Linked DNA regions of Homo sapiens: region 2 is linked to region 1. A link is a loop called in an ENCODE intact Hi-C map of the cell type or tissue named here. Cell type or tissue: ascending aorta. All regions are shown on one strand.

Region 1 (8,000 bases):
TTAAGGGCAATGTGAAGAGAATTGCCTTGTTTTGGAGGCAGTGGGAGCCACTGAAATTTTTGCAATGAACCTATTGTCTGAGACACTGAAATGTTTTTTGAATGAATGAATGCATAAGAGATGATTTAGAGAGAGAGAGATACCTGGATTGGTTGGTTAAAGAAGAAGACGGCTATTAGCTTATTTCCTAAAAGGGAATCATTAATTAGATATGAAGGTGGAAAAGGACATAGAAAAGAAGGAATGATGGCAGACAAAGTGGCACCTAATTGAACTCAGTAGATATATTTTACATTAAAGTAGTGCTTCCCAAGCTTTAACATATGTAAGAATTATCAACAGAACTTGCAAACAGACTGATTCCTTGGCCCCTACCCCCAGAGATTCTGATTTAGAGGTCTGAGGCAAGCCCCAAGCATTTGTATTTTACTAAGCCAGCTCCCAAGATGATGCCGATGCTGCTGGTCTGAGGACCACACCTGTAATAACGTTGTATTTGGGCTTGGAAAGCTAGAATATTTTGTTTTCGATTTTGGTTCTTCCACTTACTGCCTGTGATATCTTAAGCAAATCTATTACCTTTTCCAAGTAATAGATTAATACTTAAAACACCATAATGTATCATTTGCTCAGGGATCTTGTTAAATTGCAGATTCTGATTCAGTTGGTCTGGGATGGAGGCTGAGCTTCTGTATTTCTGAAAGTCTCGCAGGTGACAGCCATGCTACTGGTTCATGAACTGGACTACTATTAGCAAGTACCTAGGCATTATTTCCCCATACTTCACATATTTATTACAATTAAATAAAAATATATAGATAGAAACAGTTTGAAAATTGTGGAGCAAAATGTAAATGTAAGGTGATAGTAGTGAATTGATGAAGACAGGAAATGGAAAAAGATGACTGAATTTTAAGCTGACTAGGGGAATTTTGGCACATACATAGAAATAAAGAAGTCAGGAAGGACATCTGGTTTAACAGAATGTGGATTTTGGGGGGAAAGTAGCAGGCAGTTGAAAACGTAAGACAGGAATAAGCTTGAGAAATAATTTAATCTTGAAATAAGAATTTTGGAGTTGTACACATATGATTGAAAGATATTTCTGTATATATGGGTATATAGAAAAAAAGAGAATAAGTAGAGAATCTGGGAAGAGATACCAGTTGGAAGATGTGAGAAGGAAGAGGTACTATTGGAAGATAGAGCATAGTTTAGCACCTTGTCATAGAGACATTACTTGTCTAACCCCAGGCTGTATCAACAGATTGTATATCCTCCTGATTGAGGATAACAGTCTATTGCATTTCCTAGGCATTCCCCCACTTAGAAATTATTGAAGCATCCCATTTGTGTATGATTTTTGTGGGCAGCGATTCCAAGAATGGTGGAAGATACGTTTCTAAGACTTACGAGTTCCTTGGACCAGGTCATAAGCATTTAGAAAATAGAGTAATTGAGGGAGATCATGAATTGTATAGAAGTGAGGGATTCTGCAATTGAATATCCTTGCCTCATCAATCAATTCAGATACTTGGACATCTATGAAGCTCAAGACAAAATGTAGTTCAATACCTTACTAGGAGGAGCATTTTCACAGAGATAAATTATCCACTAGGGAGAATAATAAGTAGAATTACATGCCTATTAATAGTTGCATAATTTTAAAAGAAAAGAGCATGATTTGTTTAAGACACTAGTGTGTTTGACTCTGTCATGGTGATGTTTTGGTCATTTTCTTAAGGATGCTTCCAAATAATGGCCTCAGATACTGAAAAAGGTTAATAAGAATTCTGGCTGGATGTGGTGGCTCACACATGTAATCCCAACACTTTGGGAGGCTGAGGTAGGAGGCTCTCTTGAGGCCAGAAATTCAAGACACACCAGGGCAACAGAGTGAGACCCCATCTCTACGAAAAAATAAAAACAAAAACAAAACAACAACAATAACAAAAACAATAAAATCAACTGGGTGTGGTCCTGCATGCCTGTAGTCCCAGCTGCTGAGGTGGGAGGACAGATTGAGCCTAGGAGCACGAGGCTGCAGAGAGCTGTGATTGTACTACTGCACTCCAGCCTGGGTGACAAAGCAAGACACTGTCTGAAAAAAGAAAAAAAAAATGTTTTCTTTTTTTCTTTCCCATAATTCACTGGCTCGTTTGCTTTTTGGGTACTTTTAATTTTCCCTCTAAATTTCAAAGTACTAGGTGTTAAAATCTGGACATTTGAAAGTTTGATTTGCAATCATCTAAACTCCTAAAAAACAGAGGTCTCTTTCTAACATTGATTTACTCTCAGAGGGTCACTCATAAACATATTCATTACAGGCACACTCCACGAATATTCAATAATACATCAATCACTAAGCTGTTTATGTTAAGAGACACAATTGAAATTGAACAATATAACTCAATAAAATTACTGGTCTTTTTATTTATTCATCCAAATCCTAGTTGCTCAGTCATTGTAAACAGATCCATTGGAAACAATTCACTTTTCTATTGTTTCAGGATTGATCTTCTCAAACACATGATTATTCTTAATTCAGACAAAATATTTCATTTCTTTAAGTACACCAGAAGGAATTAGAGCCAGCTGAATGCAATAAGAGAAGAGGAAGGAAGACGCTCAGTAAAAGGAAATCAAACCTGTTTACAAGTCTGGATCTAAACACTTGTGAGATTTGTGGTTTTGGAAACTACGTTCATATGTTAGAGGAGAAAATGATGAATACTGGATAAACATGGGTTTAAATGGCCTAGGCCAGATTCTTATTCCTCTTTGCACCCTAAGTATCTCTTTTAAACAAAGAGTTTCACTTAATTTCAAAAAGACCACATGCAGACAAAAGATCAATGAACAGCAGAGTGACAGAGAAATTCAATTTTTCCGAGAATGTTGATATATCTACCATCCAGAAGACAATTTAAAATATGGAAGCACTCATAAAAACAATTAATGTATGTAGTCATCATGAGATACACCAAATTATCATCTCATACTAGTGGTAAATCTTGGTTTCCTAAATCTGTTTTTTGTTTCCCGTTCTTCCACTTTGAATATATGATACTGCAAATATGCTAAACAGGGCCCTTGGGCAAATTAGAAACAGAGGTTGGCAAAAATATTAGGAATTTTTTTGTTTCAATTTAAAATGTGTTTTTTTAGAACGTAAAAAACTTAATATAAGTGTATTCTGGAATCATAAGGATGAACATCAACTAAACGAGTCCTGTCCTGGAACTCTAGTGCCCTTTGGCATATGTATTTATTTATCTACATTTTAAACTTAATAATTTTTTAAAAGTATGAGGACAGCTGGGTTGAAGCTATTCAATATGCAGTCATTTTGGATCAATGTGACTTCAAGTGATGGGTTACCAGAAAAGATGCTGGACTGTAAGAGTTTTTGAATTTGTGGGCTTAGGAATTTTGATGACTAAAAAAATAAAAAAAAAAGGCTAAAGGGAATTGGCATTTAAATTCCATGTGGCTGAGCTTTTTAGTTGCATTCAGACACTTCTATTTTTATTTCTTCAAGCTGGGCCTGTTTCCAAGAAGGAAGCTGTGGAATTATTGCTCTTACTCCCACATTTAGTGCAATCCCTTACAATACTAAGGATAGGTCAGATTTTTGCCCGTCCCCTGCATTAAACCTACAAGTAGATCAGATTTCAGGATAAGCAACAAGCAAAAAAGGACAAAAAAATTTCAAGTGAAACATTTGAACCAGCTTGACTTGAATTAGGGTCGAATCAACTGCATAATCTAATGTTCATAGAGTGCTTTGTCTTTAGAACCTGGCTGGTTTTACCCTATAACATTTAAGTTATTCTTCCATTTATTCTTTTTCTTCTTCTCTTCTTCCTTTTATTTTTATTACCCCACTGTGTTCCTATACATTTAAAAGGTTAGCTGTTTTTGTTTTATGCAATGGAAAAACTGTTGTTGAAGTTTTAGCCTTGAAAAGCACTGACTGTACCTAAAAACGGAAAGAAAGCACTCCTTTGCCTTGCCTCCCATTGGTTGTTTGGAAACAGCTGTTTGACGCCAAGTTTGTACTTCACTCTTATCAGCTCATTTGGTGAGATCAGAATGTGCCTGAATAACTCTGAAGGTTAAAATATGTTGACTGAATTTTCTGCTGCCACCATTCAGCAGCAGCTAGGCTATGCCTCTCATGATCATGACACGTAGTGGAAATTTTCCTGGCTTCTATACATCATCATCTCTGCCTGGTGAGTGTCATACTGAGGATGAGCACAGCAGGACGGCCTGCCAATGGGCCTGACAGAGCTGGCCTACGAACATATGGAATTGTGCTTCCAATGGAAAGCACACTATTTGCATTGACTTGTCATCATTCAGGGACCAAATTTTTTATTTTTGCCTTTTTATCAACCATTGGTGTCTTGTTTAGGGCATCTATAACTTTTTTTTTTTCAGAGAAAATTGGGCATTACGATTTTCTTACTCAATCTCATAATCATTTTAAGCATTCCAAAAATTATACTCCACTGGTCCTGACTGCTACTTAAATTGTATGCGTTCTTTCCAGTCCTTATTTACAATTTAACTCCAAATGCTTCATAGTACAAACAGAAGAGCCTTTGATTTTGATTTTTTTAATCATTCAATCTTACAGAATTGAATCATGCCATATTGTTATTTTTGCTCAGCAATTAGAAAATACTCACTGTCCAACAGTCCAAGAACTTTTAAGTATTACAAAATCCTTTTCCGTAATCTCATGTTAACAATACAGCCTTAGTTTAGAAGCATTTTCTAAAAGATGTTAAGCATTAACCTTGTAATTTGTGGTGTGCTTATATTTATCGCCAAATAATTTGCAGCATTTTGTCAGTTATTTATCTAGTTATTTATATGTTTATCTGATGCCTATGCTGAAATATTCAAGGGCTTTTACAAGTGTGCTGTGTTAGCAGAAAATACTGTTCAAGGGAGAAAAAAATATTCTTTTTCACTTGACTACTTCAATACAGCAACTACAGTAGTTACTGTATGACTTATTGAACAACCATTAGAAGGAAAGAGATGAAATAGATCAGCCAATCCCCTAAGTCATAGATACTGAATATCTACTTCGTGTGGGTTTATGTCTAAGATATCATGGGAGCTCCACAAAATATATAACTGTTACCCAAATGGCAAAATAGTGAACTTGGGATCAACATAAATTTTAAAAGGCTTGTACCTAATTTTTATTCTTTTTTGTTCCTCAAGTTCTTTTAAACTTAGAGCTTCCCTGGGCCTCAACCAGTGCCAGCTGGGCAAAAATTCAATAACCTATGTGGAGATCATTATTGACCAAACATGTTATCAGATTTAGATGGTTTGATATGCAATTATTCTGAAGACCAATTAAATATCACACACTGTGGTCATTAATAGACAAAATTGTATTCTTATATGAATGATACATCTTAGTTTCCCATATCTGTTTTCTCCTTCCAGTATATATTTTTTGAATAAATATTAAAAACCTGCCACATGGACAAACCATGCCAGTGTTTCCTTTTCATCATATACAGTTATTTGAAGAGGTTGGCATTAATCTGTGAATTCTCCATCTAGCTCATCAGGAAATAGCTGCAAAGAAGGAATTATCAAATAGTTACCTTGGTCCCTGTGGGAAGAGCGGGGCTCCTTATGGGGAAGATGGGAGAGACAAATTTAGGAAGAAGAACTGAGAATTGTTTTTTCTTCCTAATTCTTGCCTAAATTCAGATAACTTATTATGGATGCTATTTTCATCTTCTGAAATATCTAACCACCTTTTCAAAGACTAGGTTTAATTGGGGAGGATTTTCCCTTCTACAAGGCTTGCTTCAATTCTAGACTCATTAAGATGTTGAAATATCTATTCTGGTGGTTCTTTCCTTAATGGTATCAGGTTGAATTCTGTCTAAAGTTTTACAGGTTCAGATGTTGAATCTTGTTAAGATGCAGATGTGTTCCAGGATCTCCACCTAGAACAGCCATTCAAAAACCCCAGAGTAGAGCTAAACTTTGTGTGCTTGTGAAGTATGATGCACACACAAAACTACAGTGTAGTTGAGAAATGATTGTGAAGATAAAACCATGCCTCGTGTACAAAACCCCACACATATAAAAATAATCATCTTCAACTTTATGTAATTGTTCATAAAATAGATTATTTAATATTAGTTTTTTTAAACACAGTATGAAAGTAAAATTTTAAAAGTGTAATTATTTGAAGTGCACAAGAGTGCTTTACATTAAAAAATTGCAACTATATGCCCCTAAGCAAATCAATTAACTTCTCTGGTTGTGGTTTCCTCTTCTGCAAAACCAGAGGATTGGACCAGCTATTTCTCAGGTTTCTCTCAGGTCCAGTATTTAATAATTCTGTGACTCATTTTATGAAATTCATCACACCTTAATTTATGAACTTCTAATTACATATTTGTAAGTAGGCTTTTCTTAAAATGGTTTCATACCATTTGTTATATTAATACTTGCTTAACAGTTAAAGAGAAATTAAAGATAGAAGAGAATGAACAAGAGACAGGAATAAGAAATAGTTCCTAAAGCCCAAAGTACTAAAAGGCATTACAGGCAATACAATTTTGTGGGTATTTTGAAGAAAAGGAAAGTCACTGTAAACTTTAGTTTCTATTTTGTGCCATATGTGTTATGGCTGCTAGTTACTTAATCTCACAACTACTCTAAAATAGATATTAATGTCCAGTGTATATTGCTAAGTAAACTATGGCTCAGAAAAATCCAAATCCATTGAATTAGGAAGTAACACAGTTGAGGTCTTTGGGTTTGAGTGATTCTTTACATGCTCTTACCAGATCATGATGCAGTCTTTGTTTATCAGGATAAAATAGCAAAAGAGAACTGCACATAGAAGGATTAAGTAGCACATGAAATGTCTATGCTCCTAAAGAGTTCCAAAATAATGTCTTTTATCAACATTTGAATTTTTATTAAAAAATTCTTACCCAGAATAAATTGAAATAAAGTATAAAAGACCACATATGGTGCTAACAAAGACTTATGTCTGCTGATGCTATGCTATTCAGTGATATAACAATGCTAATCATAGCAATAAAATATTTACTAAATAAATATGGATTGAAGCTTTGAGCAAAGGCCATCGTTGTTTTTCTCATAACACAGAACTACTTTCACGAGAATGATATGTGCATAAAATTTGCCCTCTACAAGAGATTACCTAAAGAATTATTGTTATTTTGTAGAAGGTTTGTATTGCACTTCAAATCCAATAATGAATATTGAGGGCTTTCTGTTCAGATCTATGAAATAAAGGATAATTTATGCTTATTCATGTAATAACTAAGAAGCTATCAAATATTTATTATTGGATTGAAGCAATGGAAATGGTGAGAAGAAGGGAGAATGAATCTATTTTTAAAAGAAGAAAAATGCAATTAAGTCTTTTTGGGGTATAAGAATTTGCAGAACTATTATAAATAGAAGGGCCCATCTCAGCTTGATTACTTCAAAACAGCTTCCTGCAACCTCCCACCAAGTAGATGAGCAATTAGTATAATCACAGCAATAAGTCAAAGACACTTGCTGTTCAAACTTGTGTTGCAACTTTTCCTTTTGGCATTGCTCCTAGCCTATTCCAGTTCCACACACAGACACAAATGCACATATTTAATAAAATTTTATTTGGTAAAAGGCAAATGCCTAGGCTTGACTTCTTTTTTTGTATCAAGGTTAAGTAAAGGGCACTGAACAAGTGAAGCTGTGCTGAAAACAACAGTGGCCAAGGCAGAGATATTCTTATACCTCAACCCGTTGTGCAGATGGAAGTCTGGCCAAAAAACCATAAAGCATCAAGTCTGACTGTGAGTCAATCTGTCAGCACAAGTACAAGGTGACTCAGGAAAAGACTGCATTTTGTTTTCTGGGAAATATTCAGGGGTTCTAGTAATTTATGAGTGTTGGATATTGTTTTCAGGAAAGGATAAAAACGACTT
Region 2 (8,000 bases), 900 kb after region 1:
CACTATCTGTTAAACTGTTTTGCTAGTTTTGTATTCATAATTTCCTCATGACATCCCTTCTCTGATATCTTATCACTAGCTCTGACTTTACAAGATGATTCCTCCTTGATTTATCTCTATCTGATTTTATTTTGTATTTGTTGGAAAGTTCCCCAAGATATAGACAGTCATTTACAATATTTATATAAATATTTTGTTTGTTCCTTATGACACAATTTCATCTATGCAATGAATATTCTTGAGCACTATCCCTCATTCTGGTGTTCCAAATAATGGTAGGTGCTTGTGATACAAAAATTGAAAATATGCTCCAGGATTGTTCTCCAAAAGAAAGTGAAAACATGTGATGAGTGTTATTTTAGGGGTTTTAGCAAGAAATGCATGTGCAACAAAGAAGGAACACTCTACTGTGTCTTTCAGCATAAAATTTAGTAAGGTATTTACAGACAATGCCAGAAAAATAGAGGAATAATATTTCATGAGATGAGGATATTACGAACAAAAATGCAGATGTGTGAGAGATAAAATTTTGGCATTTATTCCACATTTATAATAGGTGAAGCTCTGGTCATGGAAGACATTGTCCAGACTGAGGTTAGCGTAGAAAGAACAGTGAAGCCTGAGGCAGTGATCTCTGAAATAGAAAGAGAATCATGATAGTCAGATACAAGAGAATTTTCTGAGAGATGACAGGAAAACAGAACCCAATGGATCAGTGAGGTGAAGAAGTAAAGGGCTAAAGTACGTTTATTGAACCTGACAATTCTGAGGTTATTTATGTGATCATCAGGATGATTTTTAGTGGAGCAGAGGGAGCATAAGCCAGATTACTGGGATTAGGAAGTAAAAAAAGTAGAGGCAGAGATCTTTCAAGAGGCTTAGATTTGATAGAGTAAAGAAATTGGGAGAGTGCTATAGGGGAATAAAAAATCAAGAGAGAGAAATTGTTGATATTAGCCATACTTGAACATGTTTCTGGATGGAAGAAAATTTGCCGGAAAGGTGAGTGTTTGAATATTACAACTGCTGCTGCTACTAGTAATATTATAAGAATTACAAGAGAATCCGCAATTCCATTTGAGAGGACATTAAGCAAAGACATGAGAGGGTGGAGCATTTTCTTAAATCAAGTAAACTAGCATTTGCTAACATATTGCATATGTGCATGTTTATAGGAAACTTCTGGAACAATGTCTAAACCCAAACAATGACGAATAGTAGAACATCCAGACATCATAATTGGCAAAAGAGGAAGTGTCTTGGCAAGCAAACCCTACTTGCAATGTCAATTATTATTTATTCCAACAATTTCAGACACTGAAATTTTGTTTCAGAAATCAGGGCCCTCCTAATCCTGCATTGCTTTAGCCACCTAACTTCCAGTGAATAACTTTCTTTTGTAATCAAGCCAATTTATTTATTTCAACTATTTCCTTCTGCATCCCTACATTATTATTTTTTATTCTTCATCCTTATATCTTTATCTTTGCTTCTCATATTCTTCCTTCACTCTTTCTTGAAATCCCTCTCTTCTTTTGCCAGCAAGTTCTGCAGTATTTCTAAATAAATTCAACTCTATTGTAGTAAGTGATTAGAAATGTGTTACATGTAGTCACCCTTCCTAATTGTCTTGTTTTCAATTTGTGGATGGAAGAGTATTTGTCCTTTGAGCAGCGAGAGAATCTTAAGCCTCTTTTTTTTGCAGGACTTGAAAAAGTACATAGCTGAAAGCTAGAGATATACTCCTCATTTAATAAGCTGCTTTTTAATTGAAAACACAATACTGATATTATATAAATGGTCATCACCTATTTTGCCTGCTATTAAAGTGAAGTATTTCTTGTTTTCTCCTTATTATATAGCTCACTCCCAGATTTTCATCATCTTCACTCGAATGATATCTTTTCAGTGTCATTTCCCTTGACCACTTTATATGTAATCACAACATCTACACACATATTGCTACGCTCCTATCCCCTCCAAATTTTCTTCCTAAAGTATAAAATCATTTATTTATTTATTTTTTATATTCTATATCCTGAATTATACTCTCAATTACATGAATGCCAAGATTTTAATTGGTTTTATTTAGTGATGTATCTTCAAACACCCAGAATGAAGCCTAACATGTAAAAGAAATTCAATAAATATAAACATACCCAGAAATTTATAATTAATCTTATTACCAACTTTTCCTTCTTCCTTTGCATCTCTACATTCTCTTTTTCTTATTTTTGTCCTCTAAATTCAATATTTTCACAAGTGGCCTGCATTAGTCCATTCTCATGCTGCTACTAAAGACATACCCAAGACTGGATAATTTATAAAGGAAAGAGGTTTCATTGACTCACAATTCAGCATGGTGGGGAGGCCTCAGGAAACTTAGAGTCATGACAGAAGGGGAAGAAAACAGGTCCTTCCTCACATGGCAGCTGCAAGACGTGCCAAGCAAAAGAGGGGAAAGCCCTTTATAAAACCATCAGATCTCATGAGAACTCACTCATTGTCATGACAACAGCATGAGGGTAACCGCCTCCATGATTAAATTACCTCCCACTGGGTCCCTCCCATGACACATGGGGATTATGGGAGCTACAATTCAAGATGAGACTTGGGTAGGGAAGCAGCTAAACCATGTGATGACCAAACTACCACCTCAGTTTAGTATATTTATATAAAATGCTATTGTTCTTAAGTATCTCACCAATGCCCGAAAAGATATTTGTGAAGCCCTATTAATTCAAACAAGTAGTATAAGAGAAGTTTAAACTAGAAATAAACTGGAAACACACTTTTTGGAAACTCTTCTCTTAATGAGCCTTGAAGTAAGTTAGGAAACAGCCTTAATTCCTTAGAGCCACTCTGGTTCCATTTAATGTATTACAAGTTCAGTGGTTAAATAGTACCTTAGTGGAGGGAAGCTGAAACAACTTTTTTATCCTAATGGCAAGGGCTAATTTAATTTTTCTTTCTTTAAAGCTGAGAACAAAGTAGGTCAGAGTGATGAATTAAAGCCAAACATAGTACCTTGGCTTGGCATAAAGGGAAAGTTCTGGTCCAGAATTATACAGAATCTGTACTTGTAGTGCTAAATTTGTGACTATGTAGAGTTAGTGACAAGACTTGTGGGAAAGGAGAAATAAAAAGAAATAAGCAATGAGTCCCTTAGAAAATCTAATCAGAAAAAAAATATGATTTTTCTAGAGTTTATAAATTAGGAATTCTTCGATGCCTAAAAGTCACACATTCTTCATTCACTGAGCATGCTACAAGTTATCATGAGCTCATGCCCTGTCTAGAGCTTGCACAGATATGCACCAAGCTTGTCATAATGGAGAAGTATCTTTGACTTGCATTAACCTCAACGGATCTTGATTCATTGTCCAAGCAAACTGATAGTGTAGCATTCTGAATTGATGTCTAAAATAGATGCTGGCACACTACCGTGACTAGCTCTGTCTTTTGTTTGACTGGTTTCAGACAGATTCCAATAGGTTGTCAAGGAATAGACACGGCGAGCCTTGAGACCTGGTTCTGCCAAGGAACAGGAAACCAGAACTCATGGGAGGCTGACCTTGAATTCCCCCACTTGAGCAATAAACACTCAGGAATGTGTTGAGATTGTTTTGTACCAGTGATTTCACTTGGTGAGCAGGCAGGCACATAGCCAGTTGCAGAAAAATCCAGCATAATGAAAAAGAACCAGGAGAGTATGAAAACTCTCTAAGCTTGGTAAATATTATTTCTCAGATCTGGTGGAAACTTATTCTAAGAAGGCATTATCTGGAGCTGTGTACCTCCTTGAGGGCTTTGGGAATTTGGTAGGCTCCCATGATTGGGAGTATGCCACAATGTTTCTTCTTGTAGCTGTCTCGGTTGACGGAGGTTTCTATATCTTCTGTCACTAAATAAAATTTAAACAAATTATTTCACCCTGCGAGTTGACATCTCTGCATCAGTCAGTTCCTACCTTATTGTAACAGGCCCTTGTACTCAAGATCACACAGCAAATTAAAGGTGAAGTCAAATATATAGGTGCAATTTAGTTTTATTAAACTCCAAACTACTTGTCTGCACTACATTCCTTCCTATTCCTGTCATCTTCTCTGAATCCCAAAACAAACAAATCATTAAAAACAAAACTAAGTTAAACTAAAATTTAAATAATTGTAACTTAAAAAGGAAGCACACAAGCTATTTAATATTTTTTAGACTTATCTTTTGACGCATAAACACCAGCCAAGGCTAAATAAATGGAAGACCTATTAAAACTTAGCCTGTTTCTGCTCATGGGAGGATTGAAGCATGAGCATCCATAGATCTCTTGAGCTCCTACTGCAGCTCCCTCTGTCCTCTCATCTTTGTAACTGCTTTTAGCAGTGAAATGTCACGAAATCCCTTCTTCGACAATGATGCAATTAAATTTAATTGATAAAAGTAAGATAAATAAAAAAGCCACACTGTTTGGAAATTTAACACCTCATTTTATAACATCTATTAAGATATAATTCTTGCAGCATAAAACTTGGCCTTTAAAATGTATTAAAAACTAAATTTTAAATAATGAATATATCTCAAAGAGATCACAAGCATAAGTAAAGCATATTTTAAACTGAATGATAATAAAATTGCAACATTTAAAAACTGGGGCAATACTGATGAAATATTTAGAGAAAAATTTATAATCTTAAAGACTTTTAGTAGAGAGAAAGAAATGTTTACTATCAGCTATCAAGTTTTCACCTTAAGAAGCTAGAGGAAAAAAAGCAAATTAAACTCACATAAGCATAAAAGTACAAATAATGAATCTAAGAGCAGAAATCAATGACATAGGTCAGAAAAACAATAGTCTAAGTGAACAAAGCTAAAAGTTATTTTAATGAAAAGATTAATAAAATAGAAAAGTGCCTTGATACACTGATTTGGAAAAAAGAGAGACAGAATACAAATTAACAATATCATAAATAAAAGATTTACTACAAAACATATTATAGGTATTAATAAACACAAGATTTTTTTTAACATGTCAACAAATCATGTCAACAAAATCAACAATTATGATGTTGTATGAACTCCCCAAAAAACACAACTTACTGGAACTGACACAAGAAGAAATTTTTGAAGAAAACTATATAACTGTATATCTGTTAAAGAAATGACTTTACTATAAGTCATTATAAAATGTCCCACAAAAAATTCTAAGCCCTGGTGGTTTTCCTGGTAAATTCTATCAAACATTAGGAAAACTAATATCAATCATACACAAACACTTCCAGAAAGCAGATGATAGAATAAACTTCAAAATTTATTTTATGTGGTCTGCATCATTCTGATACAAAACAAAAAAGAAGCATTACAATAAAGGTACAGAACAATAATTATTATGGATACAAATGCAGAAACTTTTCATAACATATCAGCAAATTGAATTCATCAATATATAAAAAGAAGATAAAATAAAGTAAGAGGATCAGGTAGTATAATTCATTGCATGACTGGAATGACGGAGAACAAAAACATACAATCTTTTTAATAGGTGCAGAAAATTCACTTGGCAAAGTTCAACATTTCCTAATGAAAAGTACAAATAAAAGAGTACTCCCTGAATTCGATAAAGGGCATCTATAAAAAACAAAACAAAACAAAACAAAACAAAAAACTAATGCTAACATCTTACTTAATGGTAAAGTATGGTATGGTTTCCTTCAAAGATTGGGAGGAAGGCAAGTATAGTCACTCAACTTTTATTCAACAGGGTACTGGAAGTTCTAGCCCACGCTATAGGGCAAGGGGAAGAAATTAAGAGACTGAAAAGACAAAAACAAACTGTCTTTTTCACAGCTGATATATCATATGTGATACCTAGAAACTCATAAGGAATCTTCATAAAACTACTAGAACTAATAAATAAATTACTCAGAATTATTGGATACCAGGTAATGTCCTCATCCCTACATGTAAGAATTGACTCTTCCCTTGGGGTGCCATAACTCTCATCATGGTCTCTGTGACATTCCATACCCTTTTTTCCCATATGTCTTTCCTCTTCTATGAACTCTTTGAAGGGAGCATCTATGTTTTATTAGGCTTTGCTTTTCTTGGACTTGGCATAATTTCTCCCTCAGGGAGACACTTAATAAATGTTTATTTTAAGAACAAATAGGTAAGTTAATCTGCCACTTAACTGTGCCTGATGCCTTTGCAAGTAATTTTTACAATTACACTTTGAGTAGAGTTAAAAACAAAAAATGTCAACAAATGTAGTATAAACATCTGATTGTCATTATTAATAATTCATGAATTAGGCATCTTCCCACCTAAATAAAATGTGGTCTGTTGGGCATGTCAGAAAAGTTGGTTTTTGAAGGTAGGTTGAGGAGGAACAAGGAAACAGAATAATACCAAAAAAATGGATTAGTTAACATTAGCTTGCTTCAGTGACTTTCCTCGCAAGGGATAAAGCAGAGGGGACTTCCTTTTCATGTTGGTTCAGGTTGAGTAGGCCCTTTCTGATTGGTTGTTGGGAATCACCTGATTTTAGGAAAAAAAAAAAAAAAAAGGTCTTTTTGGGGATTTTCCTGCTTTCTTTCTTTCTTTCTTTTTTTAATACTTTAAGTCCTGGGATACATGTGCAGAACATGCATGTTTGTTACGTAGGTATACATGTGCCATGGTAAAGTTATAGTTTGATTGCATGGCACTTAGCTTAAGAAACTTGATTTTGATTTGGTCTACTGATGCCTAGCATAGTAGCTCAGTTCACAACAATGACTTCTTATAATTTTATTGAACAGTTTGTGTTATTACCTCAATTTTTTGAAGAAGATCTTGAAGCTAAAAATGGATTTTCAACTAAAAGTTCATCAATTAGCTTGGAATTAACAAAATGAAAGCTTCCTGATTTAAGGGTATTTCTCTTTCTGCTATAAGTTGTTGCCTAAATCAATAGATTGCTCTGTTGTCTTTTATATTATAAGCTGCTGCCTAAATCAATAGATTGCCTTGTTGTACTTTTGAAATTAGTTTACATCTGTTTTTAATTATGAAATAAATTTTCTCTGAAAAAAAAAGGAGGAAACCTTAGTAATGAATAGGCAGCTTCTCCATCAGCAGACCCAGCTTTGTTTCTTGCTAGGCTCGCTATTCCTTATAGGTCATCATGTCCACAAATAACCTGATAAGTTTTTCTATTCTCCACATACCTGGGAACATACCTTGAGATTTCACTACAAATATTTGTTTTAAATTGTCCACTAACCTCCTTAAAGCTCATTATTTTTAATACAATTCTAATACAAGCTTTAAACTCCGTAATATTTTTGCCAATTTTCTTATTTTATTACTGATATAGGAAGAGATCCCTTTTATACCTTATTTGAGTATTTGTTTTATTTAAAGGCAACAGAATGTGAACCTGCAACCTCTTCCTCATTCTCTTCTACTCTGTGGATTCCCCTGCTTTTCGCAAGAAGTAGTTTGATAAATCATGCCATGGAACTATATTAGATATTCTCTCCACATAATTATTTAGTTACTCTGTTCTGCCTTTAGACTATCTTAGAACACATTTATGAATAATTCCTAATTAGTTATTTTTATAGACGTATTAGATATTTTCATTGGGCAGAAATATTGTAGGAAACTAAATACAGTTCAACCAGATTGTCTCTTTTAAATCATGTATTTGTATGGCATCATCACCAATCCACATACACACACTTAAATAATTTTCAGATAATTTAGACCTTTTGCCTTCAGCATTACAGCTCCCCATAGATTACTGTCTAATTTCACAGATAGTTAAGCCCCAACATTGAATCCTGTGCACCTTTGGCTAAACAGAAATCGGTGGGTATCTAATAATTAGAAACTAAAGGGCTTCAACCCCAGCATTGATTCGTTTTCTTATTATTTCTCTGAGCCTGTGAAAGCATTTGATTTTTGTTTCTGGGTTGCATTTGATTTTTGTTTCTGGGTTACATTTGCTTATAGAAAATGGA

What was found. Hi-C counts contacts between places; a loop is a spot of excess contacts. Peaks named below come from ENCODE experiments on the same cell type or tissue, not always from the same donor. Only the 100,000 strongest peaks of a DNase experiment are listed, where the experiment ranks them.
Region 2: it touches region 1 in a loop (2.6-fold over the local background); 1 of 110 quality-filtered maps calls a loop at or near these places.

Annotation. Positions count from the first base shown.
Region 1 is chr6:140,075,361-140,083,360 of GRCh38, forward strand. All of the region lies in intron 1 of LINC02941 (long intergenic non-protein coding RNA 2941), which reads left to right. The region is part of intron 2 of LOC107986652 (a long non-coding RNA gene); the gene reads right to left. Among named protein-coding and RNA genes, the nearest start is that of LINC02941, 100 kb to the left of the region's middle. In ascending aorta, no CTCF peak of the experiment used is centred here; a DNase peak (open chromatin) is centred at 4,131; H3K4me3 peaks cover 764 bases; H3K27ac peaks cover 3,010 bases.
Region 2 is chr6:140,976,399-140,984,398 of GRCh38, forward strand. No RefSeq gene overlaps it. Among named protein-coding and RNA genes, the nearest start is that of MIR4465, 300 kb to the left of the region's middle. RefSeq lists a silencer at 3,354-3,648. In ascending aorta, no CTCF peak of the experiment used is centred here; a DNase peak (open chromatin) is centred at 3,593; H3K4me3 peaks cover 969 bases; H3K27ac peaks cover 5,776 bases.